2 separate regions of the Homo sapiens genome follow, and region 1 is linked to region 2. Evidence: read pairs that join two places in POLR2A ChIA-PET (ENCODE). Cell type or tissue: B cell. All regions are shown on one strand. Each heading gives the region's core, and the rest is flanking DNA. Links, peaks and the distances in the headings are about the cores only. Region 1 overlaps RERE (arginine-glutamic acid dipeptide repeats). Region 2 overlaps PIK3CD (phosphatidylinositol-4,5-bisphosphate 3-kinase catalytic subunit delta).

What was found. ChIA-PET counts read pairs that join two places held together with the same protein. Peaks named below come from ENCODE experiments on the same cell type or tissue, not always from the same donor. Only the 100,000 strongest peaks of a DNase experiment are listed, where the experiment ranks them.
Region 1: POLR2A ChIA-PET joins it to region 2 with 13 read pairs; 2 of 35 experiments call an interaction of 5 or more read pairs at or near these places.

What each region holds. Positions count from the first base shown.
Region 1 is chr1:8,362,012-8,376,935 of GRCh38, forward strand. RERE (arginine-glutamic acid dipeptide repeats) reads right to left here. Exons shown (of 23, transcript NM_001042681.2): 13 at 3,801-3,963; 14 at 2,735-2,827; 15 at 2,045-2,244; 16 at 672-833. Among named protein-coding and RNA genes, the nearest start is that of SLC45A1, 51 kb to the left of the region's middle. RefSeq lists enhancers at 2,650-3,620, 5,446-5,946, 7,550-8,538, 11,660-12,352 and silencers at 5,329-5,498, 11,498-11,792. In B cell, for the core only: no CTCF peak of the experiment used is centred there; no DNase peak of the experiment used is centred there; H3K27ac peaks cover 586 bases.
Region 2 is chr1:9,654,901-9,669,824 of GRCh38, forward strand. All of the region lies in intron 1 of PIK3CD (phosphatidylinositol-4,5-bisphosphate 3-kinase catalytic subunit delta), which reads left to right. It also overlaps the pseudogene RPL26P7. Among named protein-coding and RNA genes, the nearest start is that of PIK3CD-AS1, 7.8 kb to the left of the region's middle. In B cell, for the core only: no CTCF peak of the experiment used is centred there; a DNase peak (open chromatin) is centred at 3,491; H3K4me3 peaks cover 172 bases; H3K27ac peaks cover 4,382 bases.

The DNA.
Region 1 (14,924 bases), core at 6,583-11,582, 1.3 Mb before region 2:
GGGTCAACTGGGGCCAAGAAGGAACACGTATCTGGGGGTGGGAATGAGAGCCAGCCCTCTGCACCTGTGGGTTTGCATCCTCAGATTCAAGCAACCATGGACTGAAAATGTAGGCAGGACTGTGATGGTTACATCTATACTGAACGTGCACACAATGTTTTCTTGTCATTATCTCCTGAACTAGACAGTGGAACCACTGTTTAAACTGCATTTACATTGCACTGGGCAGTAGAAGTAACCTAGGGATGATTTAGAGTCTACAGGAGGATGTGACTGGTCACATGCAAACCATGTGTCGATGTATATGAGATTTGAGCACCTGTGGATTTTGGTATCCTGGGCGGTGGAGGCTCTGGAGCCAATCTCTAATGGATACCAAGGGAGGACTGTACTTGGCTCTGGAGGGAGCCGTTCTAACCACTCCCCACACTTTCTGAGAACTTGGGAAGCTTGAGGCAGAGGTGGCCCCCAAGAGTTGGTGCTCGAGCCCCCTTCTCTAGGCCCCCAGCCTTCGGTCTGCAGCCCCTAGGCCAGGACAATGCTGGTGTCCAGACAGGCTCCATGAATGAGCTGCATCCTCGTGTCTGAGGGAGCTGATCACGAATACCAGCAAACCAGTTTTAATGTGAGGGAGGGACAGAGTAGGCCCTACTATCCCCCCAGCACCTGACCTTGGCCGACTTCTTCACTGTCTCTGCTTTACTGTCATTGCTGGAGGTACTGGCAGCGCTGGGGGAGTTCCGGCCGCTGGAGCGGATGTCTTCATTGATGGGTGAGGTGCGACCATCAGGGCTGGCTGGCTGCTTCTTCCGACCACTGCGTAGTGTCGACATCTGCCCACCCAAACCGAAGACTGGTGACACCAGATTCCCAGTCCCCATGTGGACCCACCTGAGCCCAACCCACAGGCAGAAGCCTGAAGGCACACCCTATCAGCCTCTCAGCAAATCCCAGACCTTGGCAAACAACAGGCCGCCCTGCCTGTCCCTGGCTGCATGAAGGTCGGTGTGGAGCTCAGGGAAGAGGTGGGGAAATCAGTGGGCTCACGCCAGAGGGCGGTTCTCAAACCTAAAGCACTCATCCCAAGGGACTGTCCTGAACAACGTGTGCTGGAAATGAACCACACTTTCTGAGCGGCAGAAAGTCGCCTGGGGCCATCTTTAAAGCACCCTACACCCTTTCTGTTTATTCCTCATAACCGTCCATTCTCCCAACCAAACCAAATGAAATCAAACACTTGTGGATTTAATCTGACAGGACAGGAAGTGACCCAAAGAGATGAAGCTGTCAAGTAAAGCAGCTCAGCTCCCCAAGCCGCCAAGCGCTTCAGCATGTTTCTGCAAAGCCATGAGGGCTCAGAAGAGATCAGGAGACAATGGTTCTGGCTGGTTGACCTGCTCCCTTCTGAGTGAGCGGGGGCCGGGCTGCCAGCAGCCTCAACGGCATACAAGGGGCAGAGGAAAGTGGATGGTCCCACCCACCTGCCAGAAGGGGCCATAAGGGAGGCTGAAGGGAAAGACCCTGTCAGTACCCTCAGCCCCAAACCTGGAAAAAGCCTCTCCCAAAGTCCCTGGCACATTTCCAACCTAGGAAACAAAGTCTCTTTATGGGAGGAGCTATGCAGTGAGCAGAAAAATGTATCGGAAGTTTCCAAAACGGGATCAAACATTTAAAAAAAATCACAAACACACTAACACAAAAGAGCCTGCAAGTTTAAAATAGCAGAGATTTGATACAATGGAAGTGACACCACAAGCAGCAGCCTTGGAGAGCAAGAGGGGCCTTGGAGAGCCTGCACTGAGCCAGAAGCTAAGAGCTTGCTACAAAACCCAGAGCAGGATGCCACCCTGGGGCCCCTCGAAGGAGAGAACAGAGAACTCTTCCCAGCCCACAGGCAAGCTACCGCCTCGGGCAAAGCAGCTCCCCTCCAGGACTTTGTCTGGTAAACAAGACTTTCGCTTCCTCCCCCTGGGAGGCTCAAGCCCCCACACATCCCAGGAAACTGAAGAAGTTGCCAGGAGCCCCATGGCCCCAGGGGACTCACCGAGCCCCGACTCCGCCGTGTCCTCATGCTATGCTTCCCACTGAGCCCATCATCCTCTTCCTTGACGGGTTTGAACATAAACGGTGGCGGGTCCACGGGCTTCTCAATGGGCGGGAGCTCACCGTATTTCTTGAAGTGGATGCGACAGTCGGTGCAAAGCAGGATGTTCTCCCGGCCTCCGTGGTGCCAATCTTTGGAGGCTGTGTGAGGGAAGTGGTGGGGGCCAACCTTGGAAACCATCCCTCTCCCTGGGGATGTCTGGGCAGAGGGGCCCTTCTGTGGGCTCTACCCAAACCTGATGCCACCAGCACCATGCAGCCCTGGGCCCCAACACCCCAGGGCTAGTGCTGCCCTGCTCCCCCAAGGCCAGGAGAGGGTTTCAGGGGCATCTGCTGCCCACTTCAACTTGGGGTGCCCAGGAAAAGCTGGCAGCAAGCTCCTGGGAACTACAGTGTCAACCCCCCAATCCCACTCAATCTGTCCTGCCTACCAGTCAGTATTCCATACCGACTGCCAAGCAGAGGAGTAAAGTAAACTAAACATTTCTAACTTTCTCGAATCCCGAAGCACAATGCAAATGTCAAATCAAGTACTGTCCCTGGCAGGTTTCCAGCTGGATGCATGAAATGTTCAGAACATGGAAGTGCTTGTGCCCCCGCCCCGCCCCAGGAGCGTGACGAGGCCACTTACTGGTGGTGAAGCAGTGGCGGCAGGCGTACCCCTTCAGCTCCTGCTCACTGTCCTCACTGTCGAAGTCATCTTCACTGGCTGAACTTAGGTCCACTGGGCGTGGCAGGCACATAGTGGGGGTGGGGGAGACACCATCATGCTCAGCCAAGGCTGGGCCGGTGGGGTGGGGGGGAGGGGGGAACACCTGTGACCTCTGGCCTACTGCAGGTTCTGGCCACCAGTCAGAGCGGCTGGGTGCACAGGCTGAGGTAGGACAGTGTCTGCAAAGGACCACTTCGAGCTCCTCAGTGTCAGTCACCAGGACAGAGGGCCTGTGTGTGAGGCGCCATACCCAAGGGCCTGCCCTGCCACTGATGCCCGTAACGGGTGAGTCTGAACTGGGACAAGCGCGTCCATGCTGCCTCCCTCCCTAATACGCCCAGGCAATCCTGAGAAATTCCAACTTCACCGAGCGCCCCCAACCCGTCCTGCTAGGTGATTTCTAGTCGCCTGCATGCGCAACACCGGCGCCCCTCAGGTTCAGCGTCCCGGGCCAGGACAGAGCTATAAGGCACTTTTGCTACACCCCAGTTTTTTAGGGGTGAGAAGGTGTGGGCTCCAGCATCATTAGATTGTACATCATACTGGGACCAAAAAGAGGATCTTGGTGAAGCAGGAGGAAAAAGAAGAAAGTGTTAATCTGATCTTCTTACAACCAAAAGTGCAATGAGAATTCAAGCAGGACATCAAGTACATCATCTGTCAAATGGAAAACCTTCCCAGGACAAGGCCAAAAACATCCCAGGCCAAGACGTGTATTTTTTGTAAAAACCTAAGATGATGTTGAGTTTATGAGAAATATTTAAATGTACAAATAATGTTTTAAAGTCTCCCTCCTGAATCCTTGTCCTGCTCCCCGCCCCCACCATCGGTCTATGTTTAGGTCAGGCTTCACACATGCACTGGAGCACGGGTGCACACCCCCTCATGCTTCCCGGAGCCATCAGCTCCTACGGGCCCAGAGTGGGACAGGCTGCCCGTGAACAGTCTCCCCTCCGCCCACTGTGATGCCAAGACCCCTACTCACAGAATTCACTGGACGGGGGTCTGGAGGGTGTGTTGACGGGTGTGGACGCGGTGCGAGTCTTAATCCTCCTGAACACGGCCTGCCTGCGGTGCCTACGATGGGCTCGGGAGCTGGCTGCTTCGGGGGTCTTCTTCCAATAGTAATAGAAGGTGATCAGCTCCCCCTGCAGAAGAGAAGGGCTGACTGTGGGGGAGGGCCTGGGGCTTTTCCGTGCCCCACGCACCCTCTCTGCCACAGTGGAAAGCTGGGTGTTTAACAGCTGTGCCAGAGATGAGAATAAAGACCAGTCGCTCCTGGAGTTGGGAGAGGAACTGGGCTTGCCCAAGAAACAGCCACTGAGCTGCCCGTGGACTGCATGAATGGGGCCCGCCTCCTCAGCCCAGCACAGCTTGACTTCCAGACACCAAGAACAAGTACTTGTTGGGTGTCTGCTATGTCAGACCCCACCGCTGTTGTACACATGGGAGGTACACATCATCCACAATGGACGAAAAGGAGAGAAGATTCCTGCCCACGAGGAGCTTACATTCTAGCTGTGTGTGCACGTGAGTCTGTGCATGTGTGTGAACACAACGATGCTTTCTTTACAGTAATGCCAGTGAAATCACACAGGTGTGAGAAGGAAATGCCCGGCCAGTTAGACTCCCCCAGAAACAACCAACCAACCAAAGCAAACTGCCCAGGTGGTGAGGAACCAGGGCCAAACAGAAGGTGGGGAAGAACAGAGACCGCATGCTCAGGAAACTGCTCCACAGCCTCCACCTGGCTCCATCTGAAGGCCCACATCTGACATGCCGGCACGACGTCCAGAGGCAAGGACTGGGCTTGGCAAAGAAAGACTACAAGAGGACAGACACACAGTGGTGCTGATGCAAAGGTGAAATATCACACACCACAAGGTCAGGCTTCTTTTCATGGCCCAGCAGAAACAAAAGCAAGATACCTTTTTGGAAATATAGCAAATGTAAGCTTTTTAAAGAAAGGGCACTTTGGGCACCCCCAGCCCTCAGGGCGCTGCAGGCTGCCATCTCACCCTACACACAAAAGACGATTTCTTAAACATCCCAAGATAAAGTCTCTTTACCTAGAACTGAAAAAAAAAAACAAAAAAAAAAAACAAAAAAAAAAAACCCAAAAAACAAACACAGCCAAGTGAGAGAGCACAGATCACTTGGTTTCCCTCTAATTAAATCAACACTGTAGAAAGTCTATTAGCTTGGCGACTAGATGCTGGGAGTTGTCTTGGAGGTACCTGCACCCTCACTTTGTCTCATCAAACACTGTCTTGTGAATGGAGGAGGCAAAAAGAGAGAGGGGAAAGTGAGAGAGGGGGATGGAAAGACTAGTGTTGGAAGGACTAAAATAGACAAACCAAACAAAGACATGTAGCTGCCACATGACAAACTCACCCATCAGACCAGATTTCATCCAAAACACCCCCAGAGGAAATGGCCTCAGAACACAGTGACAAGAGAGGTGGGCAGATTTTAGGTGGTGGGGTGGCTTCCGCAAGGCAGGGGATGCCGTGCCTTGAGTACTTGACTGCCCACAGCTGCATCTTATGCCTGGGCATTTTTGTAAGAAGTGGGACCACGGCTGCGGTCCCTAAAGGAGGGCTGGAATGCCTTGAAGGAGGGCTGACTGGCCTATAAAGCCCATCACATGTATCTCCTGGAGCACTGGACGTGTCTCAACCTCCCCAAGCACTTAACACTTAACAAATTACTCCTGATCACCAATACCTAGCAGATGAAGCATAACCCCAGGCCAGCAGGGCCAGGGAGCCATCTCGGGACAAGCACACTCATGTCCCTACACGTATGTGCATGTGCCCACCCCTCGGTTCCATGAGATGGTAACTGAATGATAAGGAGAAATGCAGATACTGCCATTGGAATTTCTGACTGGCTCCTCTCCCCCATGCTAGTCTAGGAATGCGAGCTACAACTGTCCCAGCGGGCATGAGCATCCTGGCCCCTAAGGTCATGATCTGTGAACCTCCTAGCTCTTTTCACTTCCTGCTTTCCAGACTTGGAAATGCATTTATCTATACTGATCCTTGGGTGTTGGCTAGACGGAAAAGATTCGTAAATCCCACTAGGGGGTTACAAGATCACTGCTGACATAAACGCTGACTTGTGTCTGGTTTTCCTCTGAGAAAATATGGAAGAGAAATCAAGGCAGGGAGCAGTCACACTCCAAATGCTCTGTCCAAGGTCATGCTTCATGAGCTCAAAAGGGCAACTGGTGCTGTGATAAGTCACAGCTCAAATTCCAGAGCTTGAAAGAAGAATGAGAAAAAACTCACAGTGGTTCCTTCTACTTCCTCAGTCCAAGTCATTTTAGGGGCTACTGAATGATAAAAGCTTGGGATGTGGCCAGGTGCGGTGGCTCACGCCTGTAATCCTAGCACTTTGGGAGGCTGAGGCAGGCGGATCACCTGAGGTCAGGAGATTGAGACCATCCTGGCTAACATGGTGAAACCCTGTCTCTACTAAAAAAAATACAAAAAATTAGCTGGGCCTGGTGGCAGATGCCTGTATTTCCAGCTACTCGGGAGTCTGAGACAGGAGAATGGCGTGAACCCGGGAAGCGGAGCTTGCAGTGAGCCGAGATCGTGCCACTGCACTCCAGCCTGGGCGACAGAGTGAGACTCTGTCTCAAAGAAAAAGAAAAAAAAAAAAAAAAGCTTGGGATGTAAGAAGAAATGCAAAGCTATACGAGACAAAAGGGACCAAAAACGGGAGAGAAAAATCGAGTGAGAAGGTGGTACCTGAGCCTCTGCCATGCCTTCAAGTCTTACCTGAAGGCTGTTAAAAAGCAGCAACCTGACTTTTCTAAATAGCATTTGTCTATAATGCAATATTGCTACACACAGTTATAATCAATTATTTCTATTTATCAAATATATATGTTTTGAAATGGCTTTAAAAGATAGTAACCTGCAGATCCCAGGTTAAGGGAAGAAGCCAGGCGCAGCAGTTTACGCCTGTAATACCAGTACTTTGGGAGGCTGAGGCAGGAGGATCACTTGAGGCCAGGAGTTCAAGACCAGCCTGGGCAACATAGTGAGATTTAGTCCCCCACCTCAAAAAAAAAAAAAATTATCTGGGCATGGTGGTGTGCACCGGCAGTCCCAGCTACTTGGGAGATCAAGGCAGGAGGATTGCTTGAGGCCAGGAGCTTAAGACAAGCCTGGGCCCTACAGGCCCAATCTCTACAAAAAAGTTTAAAAAATTAGCCCAGTGTGCTGGTGTGTGCCTGTAATAATACCAGCTATTCAGGAAGCTGAGACAAGAGGATCACTTGAGCCCAGGAGGCTGAGGCTGCAGTGAGCTACAAATGTGCCACCGCACTCCAGCCTGGGGGACAGGGCGAGAGGCCATCTCTTTAAAAAAAATAAAAGAACACTTAAAAACAAGAAGCCAGAGTTCAGTGAGGTAAGAAACTGCCCCATGCCAGACAGAAAAAAGGCTTAACTTTCAAACCTTTGCTCCTGGCTTCACTGATCTCTGCCAACAAGTGAAAAAAATCAAGACCCAAAAGAAAGAAATCTAACATTGAAATCAACATCAACTTTTTGTTGACACTTAAAGAAGAAGTAGTCCAGAACAGATTTCACCATCTGAGTGCCAAGGATGAAAATGACCAGGCAACTGGTTTCTCTTCAAATCGAATAAATCTTTCGCCTTTTACTAAAAAAAAAAAAAAAAAAAAAAAAAAAAAGAAGAAAAGAAAATGACCAGGCAGGAAGGACTGTCCTCCACAGCAGTGAAGTCACAGGTGGTAAGAACGGTAAACTTACAATTCAGGAAGGTGACAGGGTGACCAGAACTGTCATCCACTGCTGGTGGAAATACAGAATGCTCAAACCACGATATCTACCAAACAACCCAGCAATTCTTCTCTTATTTACCCAAAAGAAAAAAAAAATTCTCACACACAGACTTTCACGGATACATTCATAGAAACTATTCTATATATATATATTTTTTTGAGACGGAGTCTTGCTCTGTCTCCCAGGCTGGAGTGCAGTGGCACGATCTCGGCTCACTGCAAGCTCCGCCTCCCGGGTTCACGCCATTCTCCTGCCTCGGCCTCCCGAGTAGCTGGGACTACAGGAGCCCGCCACCAGCCCGGCTAATTTTTTTTGTATTTTTAGTAGAGACGGGGTTTCACTGTGTTTGCCAGGATGGTCTCGATCTCCTGACCTCGTTATTTGCCTGCCTCGGCCTCCCAAAGTGCTGGGATTACAGGTGTGAGCCACCGTGCCCAGCCAGAAACTATTCTTAACAGTCCAAACTGGAAACAACCTAAATGCCCACAAGCAGGAGAATGGATAAACAAATAATGGTATCCCCACATTCACTGGACTACAACTTGGCAATTAAAAGGCACAGACCACCGACACATGCAGCAACACCATGCTGCATGAAAGCAGGCAGACAGGGACGGTGGGTGCTGCGTGAGTCCTTCCCAGAGATCACAAAAACCAAACTAGCGGTTGCCGAGAGCCTGGAGGGTGGGGGACAAGAAACTAAAAGAACTCAGGTAAGCACTCCAGGGTGATGAAAATGCTCTGTAAGTTGAATGTGGTGTCACTGACACAAATGTATACAGTGGTCAAAACTCATGAAACTGTGTACTTAAAGTGGGTGCATTTTTACGGTATTCATACCATATATGGCAGGTTACGTCAATAAAGCTGAAGAAAAACAACAACAAATCCAGGCCGGGTTTTATTAGCTGCCTCTCAACCACTGTTATGCCTATCAAGGGATTCAACACTGGAATGAAGCGAGTCTAGGATCGGAAATGGCATATTGGTGACTGCATGGGTGGCAAGGTCTTGAGCACAAACAAAAGAACATGTCGGGGAAAGCTCTGGTTCTACAAATAGGGAGTGAAGCAGCTAGAGGCCTCGCCAGGAATGAAGTCAATTGAACTTTAATCAAACATGCATAGTGTGTGCTGCAGAGACCCGCTGCACATAAATTCAGGGAACAAAAGCTGTTGCAGAAATCAATAGCTTACTGAAACATTAACACAGGCAATCATTAATCAAAAGGCAGCTCCACAAAGGCAGCCTTGCAAATTAGCTCCTGATTTTGCCTGCAAGCAAACACAGAGGTATAAAATGTTGTCGACATGAATGGCCTATAATGATCATTTTGCTCCTGATGCTCTCACCTCATCTCACAACAAGGTCTCACAGTCAACATATCTTATGTCTCGGTGCTATAATTGCACACAGCATGAGGAACTCAACTGGTTTAGTGCCTGGGCAGAAATGGGAAAGGAAGAGGGCGAAGTCATCTCCAACTGACAGTGTTCCCGGCTGCAGCTCTTGCCAAGAGAAGTGCTCAAATCCATTGGGCTATATTTAGCAGATTCTCTCTCCTTTCCTTTTTCTTTTGGCGGTGGGGGGGCTAAATTTTTCCCACAGGTCATATGCAAAAAGCCTTTGGCAATGACAGGAGCTTGGCTCCTGGACTTAGGAGTCTCTTCCCAGCAGAGGTGTCTTTCCAGGCTATACACTAAGATGGAGTTAGGAAAATAAGCACCATTAGGTTCCTTTAATTTCCCACAAAAAGAAAAACAAGGGGAAGGGAGTGCCACACATGGAAGAGAGAGGGAAGAAGTAGTAAGCTGCTTGGCACCAGGCAATCTGGGTGAAGGGCCTTAGGAGAGAAGGAAAAAGCTAAGGATGCAGAGTCAGCTGACTCTGGGCCTAGCGGAGGGACAGCTCAGCGGCAGCCGCTCCTGCCATCCAGGGGCCTGCTGGGCTCAGGCCACTTTCTCCTCCTCAGCCACCACTTTATTTCTGCCCCCTCCAGGGTTAGGCTGCAAGTCTATCAAGTTCACACAGACACAACGTAAGACATCAGCACAGGTCTTTAAGAGCTCCCTCCGCCGCCTGGGCAATCTGGGCTGGAGCAACAGGGGCCGGGGCTGCCTACCTCCTAGAGGCTGCCTGTACCCATTTCAGGTATTAATACTGGTTCTGCTGTTCTGGCCAGGCCCAGTTCTGCTTTATCTTGGGTAAGTGATAGGCAACCCGACCCAGGGGCCAAGTGGGTGCCCCTGTGTATGTGCATGTGTGCACAGATGTGAGCAGGGTCTCCTCCCAGGCTTTCCAACAGGCCAACTTACCTGTGCGCATTTGGTAAACTAAACACTATCCACCAACACAACTGCTATTTAATTTCCCACAGGCAGTGGAATGCTACGGGAAGAGAACCTGTAACCTGTCCTGTGATAAGCCACATGTCTTCTCTCTCTTTAGGGGCATGGGGGAGTGAAAGAGTAGAAGAGATTGTTGAAGAAGAAGGCACTGGAAGCATTTTGACTATAAAAGGCTCACTCGTAGCAAGCATGCCTGTTTCAAACAGTATGGGGCCCAGCTTCTCTTCTGCCCGAGCCCAGCATGAACTGCTCAGACAGGATCCTCTGAGAAGCTGACATGGAGGCAGGAGAAGGTTAAATCAATGGTTTCTGCTGTCCCATATTAGAAGCATAAGGGTACACCCAAGATTGAGTCCCACTTTTTTTGGTAATTATATCATTATTACCACATCACCCAAGAAGTCTGGACACTCCCCTGAGGAAGGGGAGGGAGTGCAATAGAAGATGAGGTCTGGAGACTCCCACACACGGTATCCAGGGTGTCTGCAGCCTGCCACCTACCATCAGGTCGTGTGTGTGTGTGTGTGTGTGTGTGTGTGTGTGTGTTTTAAATTAAGCCAAAGAAGGACTCAGTCCTTTGTAAATAACCGTATGCGCACCCCCTTTCGATTCAGTTCACAGAGAACAGTGAGAATCTTCCACTGTCACAACACAGTTTTACGACCAACAGCAAAGAATGATGAGGACTGCTGGCCTTACGGCTATGTTAAGGAAGGCCCTGGAACACCAGTTTCCTGCCTCCTTGCCCATGCAGACAGAGGGGAGATACAGGCAGGCAGGCATCTAAACCAGATCCCTGCAACGTCACATATGCCCAGGCTCTGGCCTTGTGCCACTAGTGAGGGTCAGCTGCAGCTCCTTTCTTTTTCACAAACGAAGTTTCCAATGGGCACCCTTTCTGGGCCATGCATCGCCCACTAAAAAGGAGGGGGCAGTCGGAGAGAAGGGGGATGAGGAGGCAGGCCTGGAAGCTTCTCATGGATAACAGGATTATAAACACAATTTCTTTCCGAAGCTATTTCACAGGTCTTCGAAGCCCACCTACCACTGTCAGCTGAGCAGACTGTAGTTACGTGATGGGACAGGAGCCAACAGGGGCAGGGCTGCTGAGTGCACATCCTTGTACGCACCTGACCCCATCGCAGAGTCTTAGAAGTAAGCATTTAGAAGAAATCATTTTAATTCTTTAAGACACAAGATTATCTGTTCCTATGGCTAAACAAATATTTTAACATGAATACAGAAGGAGCAGCTAAATAATCTCTACACAATGCCTTAACTCTCGGTGCTAATGTGCAATTAGAGTCAGAATGTTGTTCCCCTGCTTAAACTTTTGTTTGAAAAAATGCCCCACAGTGAGCATCTGGCTCCTTCTTTGGTGGTCCACGTAAAGGGGATGAAGAAATCCACCCCTTCCTTACTGAAGTGGAGAGATCTAAAACTTTTTTTTAAGGTATGTTTTTTCAGGGAGAAATCCCAGCAAGCAACAAATAATAAAAAACAAGGCCTCAAATTATGTAGGGCAGAGAGGGAGAAAGAAGCATGGTGTAGAGCTGCTTCCTAAACCCGGGCCCAGAGAGTGACCCAGGCCATGAGGAAAGAGCTGTGGCCCTGAGAGCCGGTCCCAGGAAGTCTGCATGCGACGCTGTCCCCTGAAGAGCTGCCCTAACTGGAGTGCTCCAACGCTGCTGCCGAGTGCAGTCAGGAACATTTCCTGGCATGGAATCCTATGCGAGTCATTCTTTCCTTTCCCTCCCCAACGATTCAAGGGCTGGATCTGACAACTGTTCAGAACATCTGAGGTGAGAAGCCGGGCACTGGGCAGAACCAGCAGCGATATTCAGGAGCAGCCACCTTCTACAGATCTTTTTCCAGGAGGCAACCGGTTGTCTTCCAGTAACAACTCTGGTAATTAAAGCACTGTTCTCCTGGGCTCCTTCTTTTGTTAACCAACCGAATCCTCTAATCCCTAAAGGAGCCTGGCACTGTCAGCGGGCTCTGCTGCTAATCGTTAAATATCACCTCTGTGGTCTCTGAGTGCAGCAGGGAGAATGATGATCTGCTTGAAGGCACACGCAGAGAAGTGGAATTCTGAAATCTCAGCCTCCTACGTTCAAGAGGCCGAAGGGCTCTGATCTAAACCGCCACCCACGAGGAAGCCCACAGTGAGGAGGCAGCTGCCTCCAGGCAAGGCAGTCCCTCGGTGCCACCTCCAGATCCTCTTCTGGGGAAAGGCAAAGGGAAAGGAGGGAAGTACGTGAAGGTCTTGTGGCTTTAACTTGTAAATAGGTGGGGCCAGTCTAAGACACTCATGAAGATGTTCCTTACCCAGGCACCTTTTTATAACATTTTAAAAAATCAGTTAAAAAAAATTTTTTTTTTACCACTACATTTACCACTCCATTTGTACAGTGCAAAGGAACTGCAATAGCTCAAGATTTCTGCCAACACTGAACACTGTAATGAGATTTCCTAAGCTCTGTGTTGTTCTGGTGGATGAACTCAGCCATTTGCTAATCCCACCCTGGCCCCACACCTCCACTCAGACGTCTGGACCTGAGGTCCTGCCACAGCTCTTCCCTGGGCCGGCCCTCCCATGCTGCACACAGACCAGGTGAGTCTTCCCAAAGCCCCGCTAGTACCTTGCCACTTCTTCTCCAAACGGTCAAAGGTTCCTCAGGGCCTAAGGAACAAAGGCCCAGCTGCTTGACTACTTCTTCTGAGACTTTCTCTGTGTTACCGGAAGACTTTTCTACCATATTCCTTTCTACCATATTCCCCCGCCTCACGGCCTTTGGCTTATGTCAAACACAATGGCCAGTTTTCTGTTCCTCAGCACTCTCCTGCCTGCTGGGTGAGCCCCTGAGCCCCATACCACCCCCACCTCCTCCTCTGTCCAGGCCCTGTAGTCCTCCTCATCACTCAGGACTCAATTCATCACATTTGCTGCCTTCTTCTCCATGAAGCCTTCCCTTCACTTCACTCCCCCACCACTGGATGGCATCATACAGGTTTCACTCCTACATCTTTTCATTCCCGCCTCTGTGCTGGCACAGACAGGCTTCCCTGTGCTGTAACCATACATGGGCCCACCCAACTTGCCAAAGTACGTGCTATCTCATCTGTGAGTACCCCACAGGTCTAAGACAACATCTTGAATAAGTATTCAGTAAACATCTGATGAAATGATTATTTCTGGAGAATTAAAATTCACCTGAAATTAAAAGGATAAAACTTTTGAGAAATGGATACCGAATTGCCACTTTCTTATTTTGCCATGTAAGGTCATTAGAAGTAACTGCCTCCTGATCTCATCATTATTTTGTAAAAGAAATGACATTTTATCTCCAAAAAAGTAAACAGAAAAAGTTCTTTGATTACATTTACTGTTAGGAAAAATGGCTACATTTATTTCTTATGGGCCAGTGAAAACGCAATCCACATGCCGATGTTTGGAAGTGGCTGCTCTGAAGGTGAGTATCATGGAATGGTGGCTTAGGAAGCCACTGAAAATGCTTCCTCACTCAGCAGCCACTGAAAATGCTTCCTCGCTCAGCAGCCACTGAAAATGCTTCCTCGCTCAGCAGCCACTGAAAATGCTTCCTCGCTCAGCAGCCACTGAAAATGCTTCCTCACTCAGCAGCCACTGAAAATGCTTCCTCACTCAGCAGCCACTGAAAATGTTTCCTCACTCAGCAGCCACTGAAAATGCTTCCTCACTCAGCAGCCACTGAAAATGCTTCCTCACTCAGCAGCCACTGAAAATGTTTCCTCACTCAGCAGCCACTGAAAATGCTTCCTCACTCAGCAGCCACTGAAAATGCATCCTCACTCAGCAGCTTTATTTACAAACAAGCAAACAACATTTTACTATGAAATCTACAATAACTAAGCTAAGCCATATCTTTTTATATCTTAATATATATTTATCTTTTACATATACTTTATCTTCATCTTTATTTATATTTTATCTTCACAGACTCCCAAATAGATAAACCTTCATTTTCCCTGCTTTACAAATGAGGCAACTGAAGCACAGTGAGATGAAGCCATGTGGCCAAGCTCAGTTTCAATGAAGTCTAACGCCCTTAACCTTAGACTCTGCTGTGCTGCTGCTCTAAAACGTTTGACCATCATGGTTTAAAGCACTAAGAGGAAATAGCCATCTAGATTTTTTTAAGTGAGGGGGGCAAATTTGGGCTATCTTTGATCTCTGGAATCTCTGGAGTTCAACGCAATAGCATCTTAATCTTCATACCTGGACCTTCGCAGTTATGGCTGAGGAGCACAAAATATCCCTGTGCCTCCTGGTAATAACAGGATGCCAGCCTTCCCAGCTCAGGGTAGAGCCCCCATCCCAGCACCCATGGACTACAGAACTGCACCTGCTTGAAGCAACTTCAGGGGCACACAAATCAGAAGCACATTTGGTAGCCATGAGTGAAGATTTAGAATTATGCACATGTCTATAGAAACGCTTTCTGCTTCCTATACCAAGAACAACCTCTATGACGACATGAGACAGACGCTGGGAGCCTACAACCATGAACCCTCCCCACCTCACTACCTACTTACCATACCTCACACCACCCACCAGCTTCTGATACAGGAGAAGCCCTCTGGCCTACTTTTGGCTCTAGGCAACATATGTCCCAGAAATGTGCCAATAAGTGGCCTTCACCTGCCTCTTGATCCAAAAGCAGTGATGCCTGAGTCTAGATAAGGTAGAGTCCCTAAAGAGATACGGGCTCTGCCCAAAAAAAGATGTTTGCATACACCTACTATACAAAGCATCTTTCCAAACTGCTTCCAGCTAGAAGTATCTATTTAAATCAGTGGTTCTGAACTGCGGCTCAAAACCGTACAGGTGTTGGAGGGATCCCAGGGTGGGTCTGCTGAACCTCTATGACCTTGTTGCTACCCACTGCAAGCAGATCT
Region 2 (14,924 bases), core at 1,526-6,525:
AATGCAAAAAAAAAAAATTAGCTGGGCGTGGTGATGAGCACCTGTAATCCCAGCTACTTGGGAGGTGGAGGCAGGAGAATCGCTTCAATCCGGGAGGTGGAGGTTGCAGTGTGCTGAGATTGTGCCACTGCACTCCAGCCTGGGCAACAGAGTGAGACTACATTTCAAAAAAAAAAAAAAGAAAAAAAAGCTCTTTCAGCCAGGAGGGTGGCTTCAGCTACTCCCCAGGGGACAAGTGTGTTTTTCAGCAAAGCTGTTAGAGAAGATGGTCTAGAAGCAGTACCCCGGGATGGAGGAGACAAGGAAGGGCCCTATCCACTGGAGGATGGCAGAGCCTGGCTTGTTTGAAAGGGAGGAAAATATTGTCATCTTGGTACCGGTGACAGTGTTTCATAAATAGCGAAGGTGGCAAAACGCCACCTCTCTCCCTACAGTTAACGCTAAGACTGAGTTGTCTTTAGTTTGGTTGGTGGAAATCCCCGGCAATCATAGCAGAAATGCTGCCAGTTTCAAGATGGAAAAAATAAAAAACCCAGGAACCCCCCGCCCCCCCCCCTTTTTTATTGCAGCTAAACACTGTGACTTGCTGTGGGTCCTACCAAAATAACGGCCATTCTCCCCTCCCTGAGGGCCAGCACAGTCCCTAGGGCCTGTGAAAGTTCCCCTTCCAGCTGCACTGGCTGGATATGCGTGAAACTCCCCTCCCTCCCCAGAAGTCACAACCTTACCACCTCGGATAAGGGTCAGGGCTCCTGGAAATGGGTCCCTTTTCCTATTACTTTCTTTCTTTTTTCTTCTTTTTTTTTTTTTTTTTTGAGACGGAGTCTCGCTTTGTCGCCCAGGCTGGAGTGCAATGGTGTGATCTCGGCCCACTGCAACCTCTGCCTCCAGGTTCAAGCGATTCTCCCACCTCAGCCTCCTGAGTAGCTGGAATTACAGATGTGCGCCACTATGGCCAGCTATTTTTAGTATTTTTAGCAGTGACGGTGTTTTGCCATGTTGGCCAGGCTGGTCTCGAACTCCTGACCTTAGGTGATCTGCCCACCTTGGCCTCCCAGAGCGCTAGGATTAAAGGCGTGAGCCACCATGCGCGGCCTTCCTATTACATTCTGAGCACAGGGGGAGTGATCAGAGTGAAGGGTGTGGCATTTCCAAAGTGGTATTTCGGTTGGCTTCTGTTTCACTCATATTGGGGGAAATTGCTTCCACTTAGAGAAAATGCCGGAAGAGTGGGCGGTGCCAGGAGTAGGGTGGGGGAGGAGGAGATGCAGAAAGGGATAGACCTATTTGGGATTTTTGGTCCTGGAGGGATGCTGTACGGGTTAAGTATCCCTTATCCAAAATGCTTGGGACCAGAAATGGGGTGGAGTTTGGATTTTGGAATATTTGCATTATATGCTTACCAACTGACCATTCCAAATCCAAATATCTGACATCTGAAATGCTCCAAGGAGCTTTGTATTTGATCATGATGGCACTCAAAAATTTTGGATTTTGGAACGTTGTAGATTTCAGATTTGGGATGCTCAACCAGTGTTAACCTCCTGTGGTTGCTGTAACAAATGACCTCAAACTTTGTGGCTTAAAACAGAAACGTGCATGCTTATAGTTTCAGCTACTTGGGAGGCTGAGGTGGGAGGATCACTTGTGCCCAGGAGTTTGAGGCTGCAGTGAGCCATGATTGAGCCTGTGAGTAGCCATGGCACTACAACTTGGGCAACATTGCGAGATCCTGTCACTAAAAGAAAACAACAGCAATGGGCCGGGTGTGATAGCTCACGCCTGTAATCCCAGCACTTTGGGAGGCTGAGGCGGGTGGATCACCTGAGGTCAGGAGTTCAAGACCAGCCTGGCCAACATGGTGAAGCCCCGTCTCTACTAAAAATTCAAAAATTAGCCAGGCGTGGTGGCACGTGCCTGTAGTCCCAGCTATTCGGGAGGCTGAGACAGGAGAATTACTTGAACCCAGGAGGCAGAGGTTGTAGTGAGCTGAGATTGTGCCACTGCACTCCAGCCTGGGTGACAGAGCGAGACTCCATCTCAAAAAAAAAAAAAAAAAAAAATGTATTCTCTCACAGTTCTGGAGGCCAGAAGTTAAAAATTAAGGCATCAGCAAGGCCTCGCTCCCTCTGGGGGCTGTAGGGGGAGAATCCTGCTTTGCTCTTCCTTCTGGGGGCTCCAGCGTATCTTGGCCTGTGGCTGCATCACTCCAGTCTCTGCCTCCGTCTTCACAAGGGCATCTCCTCCGTGTGTCTGGGTCTCCGTCTGTCTCTTTTAAGGACACTTCTTGTTGGATTTAGGGCTCCCTCAGATAATTCAGATAGAAATCATTTCAAGATCCTTAACTTACTTACATCTGCAAAGACCCATTTTCCACATTATTATTTTTCCAGATAATGTCCAGGTCCTGGGGGTTAAGACCTATCTTTGTGGGGGCCACCAATCAGCCCGCTTACAGATAAACAGGAATGTCTTTCTGTATTTTCTGGGGACGGTGGGAAGTGCGGTTATCTTTGCAGGGAAGCCGCCCTGTTCTGCCACTTTCCCCTGGGTGACTTTAGGCAAAGATGTCAGAGTCCCTGGTGGTCTCTGCTGGACCATTGACCCCAGCCTCCTTCCTGCTTTCCGTTCCCCAACTTTTATGAACTGGCAGTCCCCACCTCACCCCCAACCTCCTGGGGTCCCAGGAGCAGAAAACTTCTGGAGCTCAGGAGGAGAAATGCTTCTCTTACTTTCCCTCCCCAACAAACTCCTCCCTCTTTATCTTCAACAACAGTCCCTGCCCTCCGCAGCCCATTCCCAGCCCAGGGCTACTCTCTCTCTCTCTGAGGTCACACAGCCCCTCACATTTTGAAATTTCATCTGTTGGGCAGAGGTGGGGGGAGGGCTCAGATGGTGACACAGACACTGCTCTGTTCCCACCTCTTACCCCAGGACATGGTATGGGGCTGGTGGCACTGGGAGGGGTTTGGGGAGCCCCATTAATCATTGAAGTTTGTAGGAGGGGTGGATAAGGACATGGGAGAATGATTGGGTGAGGTGCTCCAGGGCTCTCTGGAAGGGCTGGGCCCCCCCCTTGCATCAGCCACAGTGGGGGCATTGCTCTTTTCTATGTTGGTCATGAAATCTGGAAGAAGTGCTTTCTTATCAATAGAGAAGCATAATCAGCCTTGTTTTTGAAACTTTGGAAAACCATTTATGGCTGGGCATGGTGGTTCATGCTTGTATTCCTAATGCTTTGGGAAGCTAAGGAAGGAGGATCACTTGAGCCCAGGAGTTTGAGACCAGCCTGGGCAACATAGTAAGACCCCCATCTCTGCAAAAAATAAAAATAAATTAGCTGGGCCTTGTGATGCACGCCTGTAGCCCCAGCTATGTGGAAGACTGAGGTGGGAGGATTACTTGAGTCCAGGAGTTTAAGGCTGCAGTGAGCTATGGTTGCAACACTGCACTCTAGCCTGCGTGACAGAGCGAGACCCTGTCTCAAAAAAAAAAAAAAAAAAGTCATTTATGTCCAGGTGAGGGTGGGGCTGGGTGAGGTGGTGGTTTTAGGGGGATTGCCACGTGGGAGAAAATGTACTGTCTTTGGAGTCAGCTGAACTGGGTTTTTTCCCAGCCACATTTTTTTTTTTTTTTTTTTTTTTGGTGAGGCAGAGTCTCCCTGTGTCACCCAGGCTGGAGTGCAGTGGTGGGATCTTGGCTCACTGCAACCTCTGCCTCCAAGGTTCAGGAGATTCTCCTGCCTCAGCCTCCCGAGTAGCTGAGATTACAGGCACATGCCACTATACCTGGCTAATTTTTGTATTTTTAGTAGAGACAGGGTTTCGCCATATTGGCCAGGCTGGTCTCAAACTCCTGACCTCAGGTGATCTACCTGCCTCGGCCTCCCAAAGTGCTGGGCCTGGCCACCAAGCCACTTTTTATCTGCTGGGTGACCTTGGGCAAGTCACTTAACCCATCAGAACCTCAGAGTCCAGTTGTAACACTGAGACAGCAATACCTACCTGTTAGTCTTGAGGATTTTGTATATTATCCTGTGTAAAGTGCCAGGCACATAGCAATCCATGCAGTGTCTGCAAAGGAGCTGGTGTGGAGTGGATTAGAAACAGAAGTCATGTATCATCATCCCTCTAGCCCAACACAGCGGTTGCCCATTTGGGTATCCTTTCCATTAACTTCTTTTGGATGTGCATTTTAACTTAGTTGTAATTATGAGAACACATGGACACAGGGAGGGGAACAACACACACTGGGGCTTGTGAGGGTGGGGTAGGGGGTGGGAGAGCATCAGGATAAATAGCTAATGCACGCGGGGCTTAATACCTAGGTGATGGGTTGATAGGTACAGCAAACCACCGTAGCACACGTTTACCTATGCAACAAACCTGCACGTCCTGCACATGTACCCCAGCACTTAAAATAAAAAATAATTTAGTCGTAATTAGTAGGCATATGCTTTTTATCTTAATTTTCATGTTTTAATTGTAAAATATACATAACATAAAATTTACCATCTTAAGCATTTCTAAGAGCGCAGTTCTGTGGGATTTACACTATTGTGCAACCGTCACCACCGCCCACCCTCAGGCATTTTTTTCATGTTGCAAAATTGAAATTCTTTTCCCCTTAAACACTAACTCCCCTCTCCTCCCAGCCCTGGCAGCCATTCTGCTGTCTCTGTGCTTTTGACAACTCTAGGTACTGCACATGAGTGGAATCCTACAGTATTTGTCTTTTTATTACTGGCTTCATTAATTTAGCATGTTTCTTGAAGCTTAATCCGTGTGGGGGTATGTATCAGAATTTCTTTCATTTTTTAAGGCTGGACATTCCACTGTGTGTAGGTACTACATTCTTTTCTTTTTTTGAGACAGTGTCTTGCTCTGTCACCCAGGCTAGAGTGCAGTGGCATGATCTCAGCCTCACTGCAACCTCCACCTCCCTGATTCAAGCAATTCTCCTGTCTCGGCCTCCTGAGTAGCTGGAATTACAGGTACGCACCACCACACCTGGCTAATTTTTGTATTTTTTTGAGACGGATTTTTGCTCTTGTTGCCCAGGCTGGAGTGCAATGGCGCGATCTTGGCTCACCACAACCTCCGCCTCCCAGGTTTAAGTGATTCTCCTGCCTCAGCCTCCCAAGTAGCTGGGATTACAGGCATGTGCCACCACGCCCAGCTAGTTTTGTACTTTCAGCAGACGGGCTTTCACCATGTTGGTCAGGCTGGTCTCAAACTCCTGACCTAAAGCGATCTGCTCGCTCGGCCTCCCAAAGTGCTGGGATTATAGGCGTGAGCCACCGCGCCTGGCCAGGACCATGTTCTTTCGTTCCATTCACCCGATGGACACTTCTGTTGCTCCCACTCTATGGCTTTTGTGAATAATGCTGCGTTGTGAACATGGGTGGACAGAGACCTGTTGAAGTCCCTGCCTTCAGTTCTCTCAGGTATATACCCAAATTGCTGGATCATATGGTAATCCAATTTTTAATTTTTTTGAGCAGCTAGGCATGTGCTTTTGTAGTTTGCTTTTTTTCACTTAACATTGGCTCATTAACAGTTTTCCACATTGCTTCATAACCTACGCATCCTTTTTAGTGGCAGTGTAAGTGCCATTGAGCTGCTATTGGGAAGCAAGAAAAAATTACAGTCATTATACCAGTCTTAGCAAGAATTATAGTCATACCATCGTCCTTCCCACCCTTCTTGCCCAGATCCACCGGGAAAACAGAGGAATAGCACATGGGGATACTCCTTGGTGCCTCCCAGGCTGAGCGTGGGCACACACTCGGGAAGGCAGCTGAGCCACCCCTTCATGCCTTTGTCTCCCCACTTCAGACAGCCAGCCTTTCAGTCGCCAGTTCTACTTTTTTGGGTTTTTTTTTCCACTTTAGCAGTTTTAAGGAACATTTGTATATAAAATGACTTTATTCTTGCATCTTGTTAATTATTTCTTCCTTGTATTTTCCCCTTTCATTTCCTACATGGTGAGATTTGGCTTTCCATTCAAGGATTTGTTCTTGCTTTCTTTTTTCTTTCTTTTTTTTTTTTTTGAGACAGAGTCTTGCTCTGTCGCCCAGGCTGGAGTGCAACGGTGTGATCTCGGCTCACTGCAACCTCCGCCTCCCGGGTTCAAGCGATTCTCCTGCCTCAGCCTCCAGAGTAGCTGGGATTACAGGCATGCGCCACCACGCCCAGATAATTTGTGTATTTTTAGTAGAGATGGGGTTTCATCGTGTTGGACAGGCTGGTCTCGAACTCTTGACCTCAAGTGATCCACCTGCCTCAGTCTCCCAAAGTGCTGGGATTACAGACCTGAGCCACCGTGCCCGGCCACGCCCAGCTAATTTTTGTATTTTTAGTAGAGATGGGGTTTCATCATGTTGGCCAGGCTGGTCTCTAATTACTGACCTCAGGTGATCTACTCGCCTCGGCCTCCCAAAGTGCTGGGATTACAGGCCTGAGCCACTGTACCCAGCCAAGGATTTTTCTTTTCTTTTCTTTTTCCTTATAGGGTCTCATTCTGTTGCCCAGGCTAGAGTGCAGTGGTGCAATCACAGCTCACTGCAGCCTCGACTATATGGGCTCAAGTGATCCTCCTGCCTTAGCCTCTGGAGTAGCCGGGACTGTAGGTGCATGCTACCACCCCTGGCTCATTTAAAACATTTTTTTTAGTAGAGGCCGGGTGTGGTGGCTCACACCTGTAATCCCAGCACTTTTGGAGGCCAAGGCGGGTGGATCACTTAGGATCAGGAGTTTGAGACCAGCATGGCCAACATGGCGAAACCCCGTCTCTACAAAAAAATACAAAAATTGGCCGGGCGCGGTGGCTCACGCCTGTAATCCCAGCACTTTGGGAGGCCGAGGCGGACGGATCACGAGGTTAAGAGATCGAGACCATCCTGGCTAACACGGTGAAACCCTGTCTCTATTAAAAATACAAAAAATTAGCCGAGCTTGGTGGTGGGCACCTGTAGTCCCAGCTACTTGGGAGGCTGAGGCAGGACAATGGTGTGGACCCAGGCGGCGGAGCTTGCAGTGAGCCGAGATTGCACCACTGCACTCCAGCCTGGGTGACAGAGTGAGACTCTGTCTCAAAAAAAAAAAAGTTAGCCGGACATGGTGGTGCATGCCTGTAGTCCTAGTTACTCAGGAGGCTGAGGCAGGAAAATCACTTGAACCCTTAACCAGGGAGGCGGAGGTTGCAGTGAGCCGAGATCATGCCACTGCACTCCAACCTGGGCGACAGAGCGAGACTCGATCTCAAATTTTTTTTTTTTGAGAGACAAGGTCTTGCTATGTTGCCCAGGCTGGTCTCGAACTCCTGAGCTCAAGAGATCCTCTTGTCTTGGCCTTCCAAAGTGCTGGGATTACAGGCGTGAGCTACCACGCCTGGCCCATTCACGGATCTTTTTGTGGTCATTGTCCAGTGTTAGCCTAATGATAACAGCCTGGCTGGGATGAATGCCAGCGTGGACAGTCGTGCCATTAGACTTTTCCCCCTGCACTCGTTCAGTGTAGATGACGTATTTCTTCCTTTAAACCTGGACCCGCTTTGCTGGTTTGCTGGCCTCTGTGGTGTCCTCACACAACCTGAACTTAGGCTTCTGCCTCAGCTCTTTGGAAAGAGGGAAAGACAATCTCTCTTCCTGCGAATATGGGAAGGTGCATAGAAATGCCTTTTGTGGTTCTTGCTGTGGTTCTAAGTCACGAAGGTATTGAACTTCATTTTGGCCACTCCGGCTTCGGTGATGGCCACAAAAGTGAAGAGCGGTTCCATTACTTTTTTCTTTCTTCTTTTTTTTTTGAGACAGCATCTCGCTCTTTTTCCCAGGCTGGAGTGAAGTGGCAAGATCTCGGCTCACTGCCATCTCTACCTCCCGCGTCCTAGCAATTCTCCTGTCTCAGCCATCTAAGCAGCTGGGATTACAGGTGCATGCCACCACGCCTGGCTAATTTTTGTATTTTTAGTAGAGACGGGGTTTCACCATGTTGGCCAGGCTGATCTCGAACTCCTGACCTCAGGTGATCCACCTGCCTTGGCCTCCCGAAGTGCTGGGATGACAGGCGTGAGCCACTGCACCTGGCAGCGGTTCCATTTCTTTATCAAACTATTGCTCTGCGGAGGCTGTCTCTCTGTCCAGCCCATAGCTGGACATTATGGGCTGTACAGCGTGTTCTGTGGTCTGAAGAAATGACAGCCATCCAAACCCACACGGTGTCTTCTGTTCTGGTTTGGCTCTGGCGCTCTGAGCATTTGCACTTTCCACTGGGTAAGCAAAGCCCACTCCAAGTCAGCGTCTATTCAAGACCCAGTCGTAGTCCCCAGGGCTACCAGCCTCAGTTTCACTTGCCAGCCATGTTCAGGGCCTCCCACCAGGGAAGCTACCCCACAGCCCTGTGCAGTGTCTGTCTCTCTCACTGGCACACAGGACAGTTCTTCCTGGCATTATGTGCCCGAGAGGGTGCGGAGGAACATGCTAGATCCAGCCCATCTCTGCACCGCTGTGGGGCCCGTATCCCCTCATTTCACGGACCCAGATGGCCATCTCAAGGGAGCATGTGGGATATCTACCTGTTGATATCTACCTGTTGATTCCTGTCACCTTCCAAACCTAGAAGGCTCTTCTGGTGGGCATTAAGAGGTCTGACTTTATTTACTTTATTTTTTTATTTTTATTTTTTTAATATTTTTTTATTATACTTTAAGTTCTAGGGTACATGTGCACAACGTGCAGGTTTGTTACATATGTATACATGTGCCATGTTGGTGTGCTGCACCCATTAACTCGTTATTTACATTAGGTATATCTCCTAATGGTCTCCCTCCCCCCTCCCCCCATCCCAAAACAGGCCCTGGTGTGTGATGTTCCCCTTCCTGTGTCCAAGTGTTCTCATTGTTCAATTCCCACCTATGAGTGAGAACCTGCAGTGTTTGGTTTTTTGTCCTTGCGATAGTTTGCTGAGAATGATGGTTTCCAGCTTCATCCATGTCCCTACAAAGCACATGAACTCATCCTTTTTTATGGCTGCATAGTATTCCATGGTGTATATGTGCCACATTTTCTTAATCCAGTCTATCATTGATGAAGAGGTCCGACTTCAATGCACCCCTCGTTTTCTTTCTTTCTTTTTCTTTTTCTTTCTTTCTTTTTTTTTTTTTTTTTTGAGACGGAGTCTCACTCTGTCGCCCAGGCTGGAGCGCAGTGGCATATCTCAGCTCACTGCAACCTCCACCTCCCGGGTTCAAGTGATTCTCCTGCCTCAGCCTCCCAAGTAGCTGGGACTACAGGCAGACATCACCATGCTCGGCTAATTTGTGTATTTTTAGTAGAGACAGGGTTTCACCATGTTGCCCAGGCTGGTCTCAAACTCCTGGCCTCAGGTGATCCACCTGCCTTGGCCTCCCAAAGTACTGGGATTACAGGCGTGAACCACTGCACCCAGCCTACCCTCATTTTCTATAGGGCTGTGTCCCAAAGAAATATCCGTTTAATAGGTCAGGTTTGCATTGCCCTCCTGTCTAAATGTATGGCCAGGCTGTTGACCACCACCCACAAGGGGAGGGTGAACTGGCACCCAAAGCCCTGCACAGATACAGGGGGTTTTACCACTGTTCAAGTCTCCCATCACTGCTGGGAAAACAGCATGCAATTCGACCCTTAGAGCTGATTTGTTTTTACCATCTTTGATCAGATTGGCATCTTTGCAAACGAGGCATTGTTCACCTTGGAACTGCTAGCCACCACCCCAGCAGCTCTCGTTTGGTCAGGGAGAGTTGTTTGTTGGGCGCTACAGAATCCAGCTGCTCATCATAGTGCCAGAGTCAGTCCTAGGGGAAAAGAGGATCCCTGCTCATGTGAGTATCTCCTCCTTGCCTTCCCCAGGTAATGCCATCGTGTATAAATGATTTCTGTTTTATTAGGGAACTCTTCTGGGCATTGTCATCCCTGTTAGAGTGTTTCCTTGACATCACCTGAGATGTCCTGGGTATTTCAGTCTTAAGATTATTTTATGTCCTAGCTGGGTGCAGTGGCTCACACCTGTGATCCTAGCACACTGGGAGGCCAAGATGGGAAGATTGCTAGAGCCCAGGAGTTTGAGACCAGCCTAGGCAACGTAAGGGAGACCCTGTCCTACAAAAAATAAAAACAGTTAGCTGGGTGTGGTGGTGTGCACCTGTGATTCCAGCTACTTGGGAGGCTGAGGCAGGAGGATTGCCTGAGCCCTGGAGGTCAAGGCTGCAGTGAGCCGTGATCGCACTAATGCATTTTAGCCTGGGTAACAGAGTGACAGCCTGTCAAAAAAAAAAAAAAAAAAAAAACCTGAAAAAGTAATTTCATGTTCTTCAGTCATATCCATCATAGGGGTAGCTTTGGTGAATGTCCCATGGCAAGGTAGTAAATGCCTCTCAAGAGGAAATGCTCTACTCCAAAGCCCCAGTAGTTACCTCATCTCTGGGAGATTTGGGTGCCAGTTCACCCTCCCCTACTACAGGCGCACGCCGCCATGCCCGGCTAATTTTTTGTATTTTGGTAGAGATGGGGAGCGCTCACAAGCTCTTGCCGTAGCTCTGGTTTACATTCCGCACAGGGCTGTGGAACAGAATTCGCTCATGCCAGTACATGCCGGCACTGCAGCTTCTATTCTACACTGTGTGGGCTTGGTGTGGACATTGACATGTCCAATTAATACTGCTTGAGGAGGGGATTTACACGCTTCCTGGTTTCCAATAGTAGGCAGGGGAAATATTCCGCAGCCAGATATTATATCCATTCTCATAAAATATTTAGGTAAAGGAGACTTCTTTCTGTTTAAACATTTCAGCTTTCGTCATCCTATAAACCCTTTCATTCTTTTTTTTTGTCCCCCAAGACGGAGTCTCACTCTGTCACCCAGGCTGGAGTGCAGTGGTGCGATCTCCACTCACTGCGACCTCCGCCTCCTGGGTTCAAGCTATTCTTCTGCCTCAGCCTCCCAAGTAGCTGGGACTACAGCTGCCCACCACCATGCCCAGCTAATTTTTGTTTTTGTTTTTGTTTTTTGACGCAGAGTTTTGCTCTTTTGCCCAGGCTGGAGTGCAATGGCACAATCTTGGCTCACTGCAACCTCCTTCTCCTGGCTTCAAGCGATTCTCCTGCCTCAGCCTCCAGAGTAGCTGGGATTACAGGCGCCCGCCATCATACCCTGCTAATTTTTTGTATTTTTAGCAGAGATGGGGTTTCACCATGTTGGCCAGGCTGGTCTCGAACTCCTGACCTCAGTTGATCCACCCACCTCAGCCTCCCAAAGTGCTAGGATTACAGGCATGAGCCACCGCGCCCGGTCTTTTTTTTTTTTTTTTTTTTTTTTTTTTTTTGAGGTGGAGTCTCACTCTGTCACCGAGGCTGGAGTACAGTGGTGCAATCTCGGCTCACTGCAACCTCTGCCCCCCCAGGTTCAAGTGATTCTCCTGCCTCAGCCTCTTGAGTGGCAGGGATTACAGGCACCCACCAGGCTAATTTTTGTATTTTTGTAGAGACAGGGTTTTACTATGTTGGCCAGGCTGGTCTTGAACTCCTGAGCTCAAGTGAACCACCTGCCCTGGCCTCCCAAGTGCTGGGATTACAGGTATGAGCCACCATGCCTGGCCGTATTCAAAGATTTTCTGATTGGCAACTCGTTGAAAGAGTTAAGCTTTGTCTTGAAATCAGTAGAAATAAATGCTTGAGGTCAGGTGTAGTGGCTCACACCTGAATTCGAGACCAACCTGGGCAACATAGTGAGACCCTCCCCCATCTCTACAAAATTCTTTTTTAATTTTTATTTACTTATTTATTTTTTGAGGCAGAGTCTCGCTCTGTCGCCCAAGCTGGAGTGCAGTGGTGCGATCTTGGCTTACTGCAACCTCTGCCTCCCGGGTTCAGGCAATTCTGCCTCAGCCTCCCCAGTAGCTGGGATTACAGGCTTGCGCCACCATGCCTGCTATTTTTTTTTTTTTTTCAGAGATGGAGTCTCGCTCTGTTGCCCTGGCTGGAGTGCAGTGGCATGATCTCGGCTCACTGCAACCTCTGCCTCCTGGGTTCTAGTGATTCTCCTGCCTCAGCCTCCTGTAGCTGGGACTACAGGCGTACACCGCCATGCCTGGCTAATTTTTTGTATTTTAGTAGATACGGGGTTTCACCATGTTTTCCAAGCTGGTCTCGAACTCCTGAGCTCAGGTAATCTGCTCGCCTCTGCCTCCCAAAGTGCTAGCATTACAGGCATGAGCCACTGCGCCCAGCCAAAAATTGTTTTTAAAAATTAGCTGGGCACAGTGGCATGCACCTGTAATCCCAGCTACTTGGGAGGCTGAGGCGAGAGGATTGCTTGAGCCCAGGAATTCAAGGTTGCCAAGGGTGATGATCACACCATTGAACTCCAGCCTGGGTGACCAATTTATCCCAGTGACATATAATAGTTTCATAACATCCTTGCCAGCATTGAATAATATTGAAAGAATTTTTTTTTTTTTTTGAGATGGAGGCTCACTCTGTGGTCCAGGCTGGAGTGCAGTGGCGCAATCTCGACTCACTGCAAGCTCCGCCTCCCGGGTTCAAGTGATTCTCCTGCCTCAGCCTCCCAAGTAGCTGGGACCACAGGCTCACGCCACCACGCCCGGCTAATTTTTTGTATTTTTAGTAGAGATTGGGTTTCACCGTGTTAGCCAGGATAGTCTCCATCTCCTGAACTCGTGATCTGCCCGCCTCGGCCTCCGAAAGTGCTAGGATTACAGGCGTGAGCCACCGTGCCCGGCCGAAATAATGTTTTGCTAATAGGCTCAGAGGTAATTATTTAAAACATATCTTTCTTTTCTTTTTCTTTTTTTTTTTTTTTGAGATAGGGTCTCACTCTGTCGCCCACACTGGAGTGCACTGGAGCAATCACAGCTTATTGCAGCCCCGACCTCCTGGGCTCAAGTGATCCTCCCACCTTAGCCTCCCAAGTAGCTGGGACTACAGGTGCTGCCACCATGCCTGGCTAATTTTTGTTTTTTTTTTTTTTTTTTTTTTTTAGTAAAGACAGGGTTTCGCCATGTTGCCCATGATGGTCTGGAACTCCTGGGCTCAAGTGATCTTCCCGCCTTCGCCTCCCAAAGTGCTGGGATTACAGGAGTGAGCCACCACGCCTGGTGTAAAACCTAGTTCTTTTATTGCCAATGAGTTTAAATAGCTTTCTTTCTCTTTACTGGCTGGATGTATAGCATGAGGTCTGCACTTCCTTAGTTGTCCAGTGAACCAACTCCCCGGGAGTTGGATTCATCTTGAAATTCAGTAATGCAGTAGTTAAACCCATGAACTCTAGTGGTGGGCAGATTCAGATTCAAACCGTAGCTCTTCCACTTCCCAGCTGTGTGACTCTGAGGTGCCTACTTAACTTCTCTGATCCTCTATTTCCTTGTCTGTAAAATGAACCTTAATGGGCCCATTCCTAGGTTTGTCTGAAGGATTAAATAAGGTAAATAGATAATGAACATCACCTTCCACATAGTTGATGCTCTGTAAATATTAGCTGTTCTTATTCTTTTTTTTTTTTTTGGTTTGGCAAATACTTTATTTTTATTTTTATTTCAGTAGTTTTTGGGGTACAGGTGGTTTTTAGTTATACGAGTAAGTTCTTTAGTGGTGATTTCTGAGATTCTGATGCACCCGTCACCCAAGCAGTGTACACTGTACCAAATGTGTAGTCTTTTATCCCTCACCCTCTCCCATGCTTCCCCTCATTCTTATTATATATTAATATAAATTAACAAGTCTCTGTTCTCCCTCAAGATTGATTTTGTTTTAATCTATAGCAGATTGATTTTTCTGCCTTAGAGGTAGATGGTCCCAGAAGGGGAGCTGACAACCTCTTTCTGTCCAAATAGACTGTGTCCTCGGCTGGCTGACTGGATCTGGGTGTGAGCCTCCCTGAGCAAGCCGGTGAACCTCTCCCATGTGGTCTTAGCTCCCTGAGCAGATGAGTAGGGGCTGACGGGGCTGTGTCTCCAGGACTCTGAGTCTGCTGTGGTCCTGCAGCCTCTGGAGCATGGAAATGGGGGCTAAGGACTCACTAATGGTTTCATTCAAGTCCAGAATTTGTCTTGGTGACTGTTCGCTGCTCACATCCAGATGACCCTATATGCTGTTTGGGAAACTGAGGCAGCCAGGTGGATTCCTCAGGTATTTCAGGGGACAGAATCTGGGGCTTTGACTCCAGCTTGGGTTGCTGCCCATAATGCCTGCTCTTGAAACCTTTTAATTATTTTTATTTCTAATTAACTTTTTTTGAGACAAGGTCTTGCTCTGTCACCCAGGGTGCAGTGCAGTGGAGCTATCATAGCTCATTGCAGCCTCAGTCTCCTGGGTTCAAGTGATCCGCCCACCTAGTAGTTGGGACAACAGGCATATGCCACCACACCCGGGTAATTTTTGTAGCTTTTTGTAGAGATGGAGGTCTCCTTTTGTTGCCCAGGCTTATTCTGAGTCAACATGAGTGACCATGGCCCAAGAAACAGTCTCAAGAGGTCCTGAGAAAGTGTGCCCAAGACGATTGGGTTACAGTTTGGTTTTATGCATTTTAGGAAGACAGGAATTGTAGGTAAAATCATAAATCAGTACATGAAAAGTATACATTGGTTCAGGTCTCAAACTCCTGGGCTCAAGCGATCTTCCTGCCTCGGCCTCGCAAAGTACTGGGATTACGGGCATGAGCCTGCGCCAGACCTCTTAAACCCTTCAGAGTGGCCTTGGCATTCGTTTTGAGGGGGCTTCAGGGAGCCTTAAGGGAGGAGAGGAAAGTCACGCAAACAGGGTGTGCTTGATGCCTGCATTTTCCTCTTTACTGCTGACCTGCTGTTGAGGAGGAAGTTAAGAACATCAGGATATTGGTCTCAAATGAACTACTTCATGAGAATTTTCTTCTAGG